2 separate regions of the Homo sapiens genome follow, and region 2 is linked to region 1. Evidence: chromatin loops called from intact Hi-C (ENCODE). Cell type or tissue: gastrocnemius medialis. All regions are shown on one strand. Region 1 overlaps PDE4D (phosphodiesterase 4D). Region 2 overlaps PDE4D (phosphodiesterase 4D).

Region 1 (5,000 bases):
ACAAGGTATATTAGGGTTCTCTGGAAGAACAGAATTAATGGAATATATATATATATATATATAGACACACACACATATATATAAAGGGTAGTTTATTAAGTATTAACTCACGTAATCACAACGTTCCACAATAGGCCATCTGTAGGCTGAGAAGCAAGGAGAGCCAGTCCAAGTTCCAAAACTGAAGAACTTGGAGTCCAATATTTCAGAGAAGGAAGCATCCAGCATGGGAGAAAGATGTAGGCTGGGAGGCTAGGCCAGTCTTTCTTTTCACATGTTTCTGCCTGCTTATATTCTAGCAGCGCTGGCAGCTAATTAGATTGTGCCCACCCAGATTAAGAGTGGGTCTGCACACTGACTCAAATGTTAATCTTCTTTGGCAACACCCTCACAGACACACCCAGGATCAATACTTTGTATCCTTCCATCCACTCAAGTTCACACTCAGGATTATCACAGAAGGCATACTATGTTCTGAGCTTTCTTCTCTGTACTGTAAAAAAAAATACAGCAGTGAATGAAACAGACAAAAATTCTACCCTTGTGGAGTTTATATTCCAGCTGGGAGTGAAAGATGAAAATAATTTATATATTATATATATATGTAATATATAGAAATATATATTTATTTATATATCTATATTTAAAAATATGTATGGGGAAGATTTTGTGATAAATACCATGAAGAAAAGTGTATTAGAGAAGAGGTTAACGAATGTGTGTGTGGTGGGTGGTGGAATTTTAAGTGGTGTTAGGAAAGACCTCATTCAGAAGGTAGCATGTGAGCAAACATGAAGGAGGTACAAAAAGTCCTCCTGCCATCATGGAGGGACAGTAAGAAGGTCCTGGTGGCTGGAGTGAAGTAGCAAAGTGGAGAATAAGGGAAAAAGTTGGAGATGAAACAGAAGGGGACTCAGAGCTCTATTCATCTTACTAGTGGCTTTGCCTTATTAAACAAAGACCTTTAAACAGATGTTAACAAGATCCCTCTGACTCCTAATTTGGAGATGACTTTAGGGGAATAAGGGAAGAAAGAGAGATCAGTGAGAAGCAGAATTCTTTTTTTCAGGGTCTTTCTCATTGTTGTTCTCACTACCATCATCCTTTGGACAGACAGGTACTCTTTTTAAGTCAATTTGATCTAAATGTGGGTTTTAAAAAAATCCTTTTCTTTGTTTAACAGCTGAGACAAAGCAGGAATTTTAAAGCAACACTTTACTGACAAACTATGTAGAATCAAAGTAACATGAAACTAGATAATTTGTTCTATCATAGGAGATATCTTATTCAAATGAAGTCCCCTAGGAGAAACTCTTCTTCTGACTCCCTCTTCACACTGGACAGCAGAGGCCATCTTTAACTTTCCCACAAGAGAGGGCTCCACAAGACATAGTCATTACTCAAGAGATTGAGAATCAAGACAGAGAAGTTTAGTCTCCTCCTATGCTTACTTAAGGCTCACCTCCTTAACTCTGATTTCCTCTCTGGGAAATCTCTATTCCTCTGGTGACTGTATACTGGGATTTAGTACAACATTTAGGGAAGTGCAACCTACTCAAAATATCCAAATATAGCACCATAATTCTAACACTCTAATAAGAGGCACATCCACGTATTTTCAAGGGTGGGGAAAGATCATTAAATAACAGTATGAGTTATATTATGTTCTCAGTAAATATTAGTTACCTTTTCTTCCTCTTGGAGTGACTTTTACCACCCTCTGTAACTCATCTAGCCTTATCTAATGGGAGGCCATTTTATTTTGGGATGGCATGACTACATAATTTCAAGCTATTTCTTATGTTATTTGCCGCCTCTTAAATATCTTCCCCTTACCTCCTTCTCATACAAACCTTAAAGTTCTTCATAAGTCACAACAACTTATAAGGTCTTTTACCTAACTGAACCGATGTCTTCTCTTTGCTGTACATTTACATGTCTATAACAATCATTTTTCATTTAAATATGAAACTCTTGGATATAAAAATATTAACTTGAAAAATAGTAACCCTGATTTGCTCTTTATACTTTAACACCTTTTGTTTCTTTGTTTATAAATCCACTGTGCAAAGCTGTTTATGCAGCAGAAATTTAGTAAACATTCTGTGAATGTCTGAAACATCCATTCATCAATCCACTCACACAAAAACATTAACATATACTTTGTCATGCATTGTTAGATGTTCAAGCATGAAAATCAAACAGTAGTGAAGAATAATTTATTGTAAATATTATTTTTCAGGGAAGAGAACACTTTAGAAATAACTTCTTGAGAAATTGGTTTGGGAAAATAGTATATCCAAAATTAGAGAGCGCCATCTTGTGGGCAAGTGAGTATCTCACACAAATAATAACTATTATAAGTTGCAAAAATAGAATTTCTTCTCTTTTTTTCTTACAATTCAAATCTCCTTTTTACTGTAAATATTTGTATTGATGCATAATAATTATACATATTTAGGAGGTACATGTGATATTTTGATTCATGCATACAATGTGTGATGATCAAATCAGGGTATTTAAGATAACCATCACCTCAAACGATTATTATTTTTTGTGTTGGGAACACTTCAGCTCTTCCAGATATTTTGAAATATACAATAAATTATTGTTAGCTATAGTCACCTTTCTGTGTTATCGAACACTAGAACTTATTTCTTCTATCTAACTATATGCTTGTACCCATTAACTAACCTCTTTTCATCCCACCTCTCTCTTCCCAGCCTCTGGTAACCATCATTCTACTCTCTACCTCCAAGAGATCCACTGTTTTAGCTCCCACATATGAGTGACAACATGCCATATCTGTCTTTCTGTGCCTGGCTCATTTCACTTATTGTAATGACCTCCAGTTCCATCAAGGACACTTAGGTTGATTCCATATCTTGGCTATTGTGAATAGTGCTGCAATAAACATGGGGGTGCAGGTGTACTTTTAATATACTGATTTCCTTTCCTTTGAATAAATTCCTAGTGGTGGGATTGCTGGATCATATGATAGTTTTATTTTTAGTTTTTTGAGAAACTTCCATACTGTTTTCTATTATGGCTGTACTAATATACATTCCCATCGTCAGTGTATAGGAGTTCTCTTTTCCCAGCACCCTTCCCAGCATCAAATAAAATCTTTTAAAGAGGCTCTGTCTGTCCTAGCTGAAGAACTGAAAATATATATTAAAATTTTATATAATTAATGATATTTTAAACAATCCTTAGAAACTAATTGTAATATTTACAATTTACTTTTAAATTTCTTGAATAGCTAAAAATGAAGGCTCAGCAAAGAAATTACTAAATATCATAAACATGACATACTTTTCATAAGAAAGCTTATAAAACTGTTAATGAAAAAGGAGACAGAATTCTTAGAGATTATCTCTTTAAGGGGTCTATCACTTTTTGGGTATCTCAGGGTGCTTTGAAAATTTGACTAGATCAAATCTCTCTTGAAAAATGTAAATGTACACACAATTTTTCATATAGTTTCAGGGGCTTCACCAACTCCCCTGCGGTTGACTCATGAACCCATTCATGAACTTCATATTTTAAATACTTACATTTTACATAATATACAATTAAAGTCTAGAAGGTTTGGGGGTAAAAGCTAAAATTTGATTCCATTATCTCTTCATCCCCAAAACCTCATGCTCACACAATTTTATAAGATTGATATAGATAGATCAAATCATGATGAAATATATTTGCTACATCGTTTGAGTTCCTAAGCTAAATCTTAAAACTTATAGTTTCTAGGCTATTAATGTTCCTTACATCAACAAAAATAAATATTTAATATTAGGTTCATGTCATTCATGGTATATCTGTCACAAATACCCTTGATGTCCATTCTATCCAAAATAAAAGATGTTATTATGGATTTCCTTCTTTTTCAGGGCTGGGTAGAATTCTAGTGTGTGAGTGTGTGTGTGTGTGTGTGTGTACCACATTTTCTTTATCCATTCATTGTTGATGAACACTTAGGTTGATTCTGTATCTTTGCTATTGTAAATAATGCTATAATGAACATGGGAGTGCAAATATCTTTTTGACACACTGATTTCACTTCCTTTGGATATATACCTAGTAGTGAAACTGCTGGATAATATGGTAGTACTATTTTTAGCTTTTAAAGAACCTCGATGCTGTTTTCCATAATGGCTATGTGAATATACATTCCCACCAACAGTGTAAACATCTTCCCTTTTCTCCACATCCTTGCCATCTTTCATCTTTTTTGTACTAACAGGTATGAGTTGATATCTCATTGTGGTTTTAGTTTGCATTTCCTTGATTATTAAGTGATGTTGAACATTTTTTTCATATACCTGTTGGCCATTGGTATGGCTTCTTTTGAGAAACATCTGTTTAGATCCTTTTCTTGTTTTTTAATCAAGTTATTTGTTTTCATACTATTGACCTTTTTGAGTTCCTTATATATTTTGGAAATCCTGTCATTTGGGATCACATGGATGAATCTGGATGACGTTATGTTAAGTGAAATAAGTCAGGCACAGAATGACAACCACCACATGATCTCATTTAAATGTGAAAGCTAAAAATGTCAAACTCATAGAAACAGAATAAAATGGTTGTTAACCAGGGCTGATGGGTGGGGGCTGAAGACTGGGGCAATGTTAGTCAAAGGACACAAAATTTCAGTTAAACAGGAGGAATAAGTTCCAGAGATCTATTGTACCTCAGGGTGACTATAGTTAACAACAATACATTGCATACTTGAAAATAGCTAAAAGAGTAGATTTTTAGTGATCTTGCCACAAAAAAAGATAAGTTTGTGAGGTAATGTATATATTAATTAGCTTGATTTAGCCACTTCACAATGTATACATCTATGTAAATAAAATGTTTTACATCATAAATATATACATTCTTATTTGTCAATTTTTAAATATATATATACCTTTTAGAATTACAGCTTAGCCTTGGGTTAATGAAGTCATGACAGTACGAGGTTTATAAAACTGAACAAAGAATCCTAACCA
Region 2 (5,000 bases), 100 kb before region 1:
ACTTTCCCTAACAGATGTTCAGGAGCTGAATTTGTATCCTAATTCTAGTCTTGCTAGTATTTATTTTTGAGACCTGCAATCCATCATTATACTAACATGGCAATGCCTAGGAAGTTTAATGGCTATACGACTTCTAGAAAGTGCCTTTATTACATATCTGACACATTGCAAATTCACAAGTGGAGTACAAACAATTTCAGCAGCTTAGATGACATTTTCCTTCCTGCCAGTGGTCTGAACTCACCAGGTAGCAACACCCAAAGCATTACATTCTGTCTCCCTGAGTTGCATTGTATTTTTGATATCACAGCATAAACTGTCAAAGGAAGTATTTCTCTAATTTTAATTGGGGTTACTAGGGTCAAAGCCAAGTTTCCAAAGCTCATTTTGTTTTTATCTTATTATCATGCATTTATAGTAAGCCATTTATTTTTTGAAGCAATCCTTATTATAACTTGGAAAAAAACTATTTCGTAATGTGGTCAGATGTGATTAGATCACTGTTTTATGCTCAGACGTATGTTCCACCTTTTCCCATAATGCTGTGACATTTGGGGTTTGTATAGCTTCATGAATCGAACTTAAACAGTAATGCATTTTCACAAATAAATAGAATCACTCTTCCTACCTATTATGATGGATCTTAAAATATCCTGCCACATCTCTCTCGTTATTCATTCAGTTTCTGATCTTAGTAATTTACCTATACATTAAAACATTGTAATTATGTATTTAAATCACCAGGACACCTATCATTTGGTCTCTAAAACTGAGTTGCTGGTTGTTAGAGAAAAATGTATTTAACTTGTATTTATGAATATAACTGGATGAGATTCTGGTTATTTAATAGGCAGTTTAACTTGAGAAACAGAGTAGATGGGAAAAATGAGAACTTACTGTGCTTTAACAACTTTACATTAATTTGTTGGTTCATTGTGAGCTAGTTTATTACAGTATATTGAACTGTTTACCAAATAGTAAACTCGATTCCAGTGTTTAGAACATGCTTTTTTAAAATGACATTCTTAACCATTTTGCCTTATTGCAAGGCATTTACGTATATACATTGAGAAGCTGTATCTGATCATGTTTCTGCAGAGATGTGTTATGAACTGCTTTAGTACACGGATTTTTGAATCTTAACAAAGGATTTTGGCCACCTGCAAAATAAGAGGTTTTCATTCTTTTTAGAATAGTCTTTTTTCTGGGTCCCCAGTGTATATTTTGCCAAAATGCCTAAAATATTGCAATAAAAAAACTCAGAGTTTGGTACCAATCTGACAATTAATTTTTTTAAGCCTTTAAAAGTATATAAACAATTTTAGCCAATGGACACCTCTCACTGAATTGACCATATAGATCATATTAGTCCATTTTCACACTGCTGATAAAGACACCCTTGACACTAGGAAGAAAAAGAGGTTTAAGGGACTCAGTTCCACATGGCTGGGGAGACCTCACAATCATGGCAAAAGGCAAGGAGGAGCAAGTCGCGTCTTATATGGATGGTGGCAGGCAAAAAGAGAGAGCTTGTGCAGGGGAACTCCTCTTTATAAAACCATCAGATCTTGTGAGACTTATTCACTATCATGAGAACAGCACGAGAAAGACCCACCCCATAATTCGATTGCCTCCCAGGACACATGGGAATTGTGGGAGCTACAATCCAAGATGAGATTTGGGTGGGGACACAGCCTAAACATATAATAGACCTATCAGTTCCCTACACTAATAAACTTCCCTGGTATTATTTCCACAGCACATGTACCCTGGAAAATTAGCTCCAGGTGATGAGAAATTCAGTTGAGGGCAGTAAAAAAGAAACCAGGTATTCTCACACTAATTTGAGGGTTTAATCTCACTGGGCCTCCTGTTTGTTTTTAGTGCATTGGAGGAAAATTAGATTTTCTGAGTAAATAGAAATGAGCAATGTTCCTATGTATATACACTTAACTCTTCAAAAAGAACAACATAGGTCTGTACTGGCACAAGTAAAATGTTGTAGAAATTGGGTCAGGTGCCAAGTGTGAGCAACCTCACTCTCCCTAATCAGACAGCATTTCTTATATTATTTCTGGATTAATATAAGTAGGTAATCTTGAATAAATTCTCTAGTGAATGTTCTACATCATTTATTGTCAGTGAATGTACAGATGGGATAGTCCCAGTAAATTTTTTTAGAAAACCAAACCATGTTCAGGATCATGGATACTTGTATTCAAGGTTTTCATGGGCATTCAAGGAAGAAAGAGGTGATGCAACATGCCGTAAGCCAGATTCTCTAGAAAACAGACTTGGAGGCAGAGATTTAGGCCCAAGAAATTTGTTTGGGGGTGGGGTTCTCTTAAGATCAACACCTGTGTGCAGTAGATTTCTCTCTCTTTGGATAAAGGCAATTCCAGGAGAGAGACTTAGCTGAGAAGACTCCCAGCTGCTGGGGGAATGAATGCCTCAATCCTGAATGGGTATCTGGGTTGCATATTTGAGCAAAACATCCTAACTTTAGTAAATAAAGCTACAGCTTTTTCTTATTTCTCCTATCTGCTTCTTGCCTGGGCAACCTAAAATTTATCCATTATCCCTGCTATCTCACCAGGAAGAGTATAGCGATAAAGAGCAATTTCTATATCTTATACATTATATTTAACTATAACATTTATTGTTATTAGATAGTTAGATTAAGTAAGAAATAAGGTATTCATGATTCTTTTGAATCTGTGTGAATATACATATAGTTAAATAGTGACATTGAAAGTATGGTGAATTTTTATATCATCTTTCTGGAGAAATACTGAGGAAAATACTTGAATTTTGCATAACCAAGGCATCAGTTACTATTCACAATGAGACTACAGAGAAAGCTTTCCAAAATGTTTAAATGAAATATGCTTTCAATGTTATGTGGTTTTCCTGTGATGTAGCTACTTAATTAGCATTGTATCAATCACCACTGACATCAAATATGATAACTTGCTTTACTGGAAAGTCACTGCTCAATCTCATGAATGAAATTGATGAGGTAGAAGGTAATGGTGCATTGCCAAGAAAACAAGAAAGAAGGGAGCTAAAAATTGAGAGTTACCTACTTTGCAGTATCTGCTTTATATATGGTATCTGATTTCAGTTTATCTGAACCCTCCCCTGGAAGTAGCTATTATCAACTTTATGTTATTTACTTACTCATTTTATTCTTTTTAAAAAGAATAATGAGATGTTTTAAACATAGAGAAAAGTGCACAGGGCAATATAAAATCACATACATAATCATCTCCCAAGAGTAACTAATGTCATTATAGGTAAAGTTTGCTTCATATCATTTTAAATATAAATATTGCAGATATGCTTGAAATATATGTTAGGCCATATGTGTTCAAGCTGAGGAAAGGTAGGTTCAGAGAGAAATAATCTTGGCCAATCTCACTCTGCTAGTAAGTAGGGCTAAGATTTGATCGTCTATACGTGGATCGTGGAACTCATGTTCTTTCCCTCCACTATGTATACTTCCTCTGTACTCCCTGAAGACTTAATCTGGATAGAGATACATTGCCTAGAGTTTCTCTATAGTGGGAGAAATGAGCCTTTTACTTTCGTGGTACCACGTCAGTTGCCAATTGATTCTGGCACATAAAAATGTATTATATCTTTACCTGTTTAATTATTTTCTGTACCACATCAAAGGAACAAGATAAATTTGGTTATAATAGTTTATTTTACTTTAATTTACTATTATTAGTCATTGCAGTACACAAATGCAGATGTCTGAAGGGATGCACAAAGATGACAAATGAGGCATGTAACATATAAAGAAATACTACATTTCTAAGTGGTTTACATTATGTGTATGAACATGAATTACCTGCATGGATTATTTTTAAGTTCAGAAACTGTTTTTAGTTGGTTTTCTTTCTTTTCTATAGCTGTTATTTATGTCTCCAGCTTCATCTTCAAAGTGGAGATCATAATATTTATCTCATAAGACTCTTAAAAAATGAGATAAAAGCATTTGATGAAAGCATATGAAAGCATTTGACTGAGCAATTAGTATAAAGAAGCTACTTAGTACTTATTTGCTATGGTCACCTGAAAAGAAAAGCTATTTTGCATGCAGTGGTAGGGTTGAGAAACAGCCAATATATTAAATATTTTAAAATATTTTTGTTTAAGTTCAACCACCTACTTTTTAGAAAATCACTTAGCATATGAAATTTATTTTAAGAGGATACTTACTCCACAGTTGCTTTAGAAGAAAGAAAAAGAAAATCAGTTTGTAAAATGAGATAATTGTAAGGGTATCTCATCTTTGTAGCCATATGAGAGAGTCCAAAGAGCTAAGCAAATATTTGCGAAATGATATTTTTACTATACTGGAAGTAATAAACAATTAAAATGTTGTTATTAAGGCAGTGCTGATATTATAATTTTACTATCTCTAGAGGAATACCAGAGATCTTATTAAACACATGCTTTTTTAAAGTTGAAATCTTAGATAACTATTATCATTACTATATGTGTAAGAAAACAACGGCATGGAGAAAGATGTGCTCTATAGAAAACTGGTAGGTTATTAAAATATAAAGAAATAGGGAGAAAACTGAAAATTGCATGATATTGTCAAGTCTCCCTTGGGACTCACCCACACAACAGTTCTTTCATTGCAAGTTTCTTTTTTCCTTAATGAGTCATTTTGAGTTCTTTTTAATGTGGGCACAAGGAAACAAATAAGGATTCTTCCATGCAGCTAAGGCACCCCAAATCTTATTAATTCAAATGTTGAGAGCATTGAAGCCATAAAGACAATAAGAATACTGAAACACCATGTATCTGCTTTCATTTAAATAGCCAAACAATTCTGTATTTTCCAAGTGGGCTTCCTTAATATACATATTTTAAACCTTGTAAGGTAATTCTCCAGAGAAATATGGAGGTCTAAAAGACAAAGTAATTCCATTTATCACCTTAAATCTCATTTAATTAGGGAATAATTCTGATATATCAAGAAA

The links. A loop is a pair of places that touch in the nucleus more often than their neighbours do. Peaks named below come from ENCODE experiments on the same cell type or tissue, not always from the same donor. Only the 100,000 strongest peaks of a DNase experiment are listed, where the experiment ranks them.
Region 2: it touches region 1 in a loop (2.6-fold over the local background); 27 of 110 quality-filtered maps call a loop at or near these places.

Annotation. Positions count from the first base shown.
Region 1 is chr5:59,387,567-59,392,566 of GRCh38, reverse strand. All of the region lies in intron 1 of PDE4D (phosphodiesterase 4D), which reads left to right. Among named protein-coding and RNA genes, the nearest start is that of MIR582, 310 kb to the left of the region's middle. In gastrocnemius medialis, a CTCF peak has its summit at 2,319 (motif pointing left); no DNase peak of the experiment used is centred here; H3K27ac peaks cover 1,952 bases.
Region 2 is chr5:59,489,407-59,494,406 of GRCh38, reverse strand. All of the region lies in intron 1 of PDE4D (phosphodiesterase 4D), which reads left to right. Among named protein-coding and RNA genes, the nearest start is that of MIR582, 210 kb to the left of the region's middle. In gastrocnemius medialis, no CTCF peak of the experiment used is centred here; no DNase peak of the experiment used is centred here.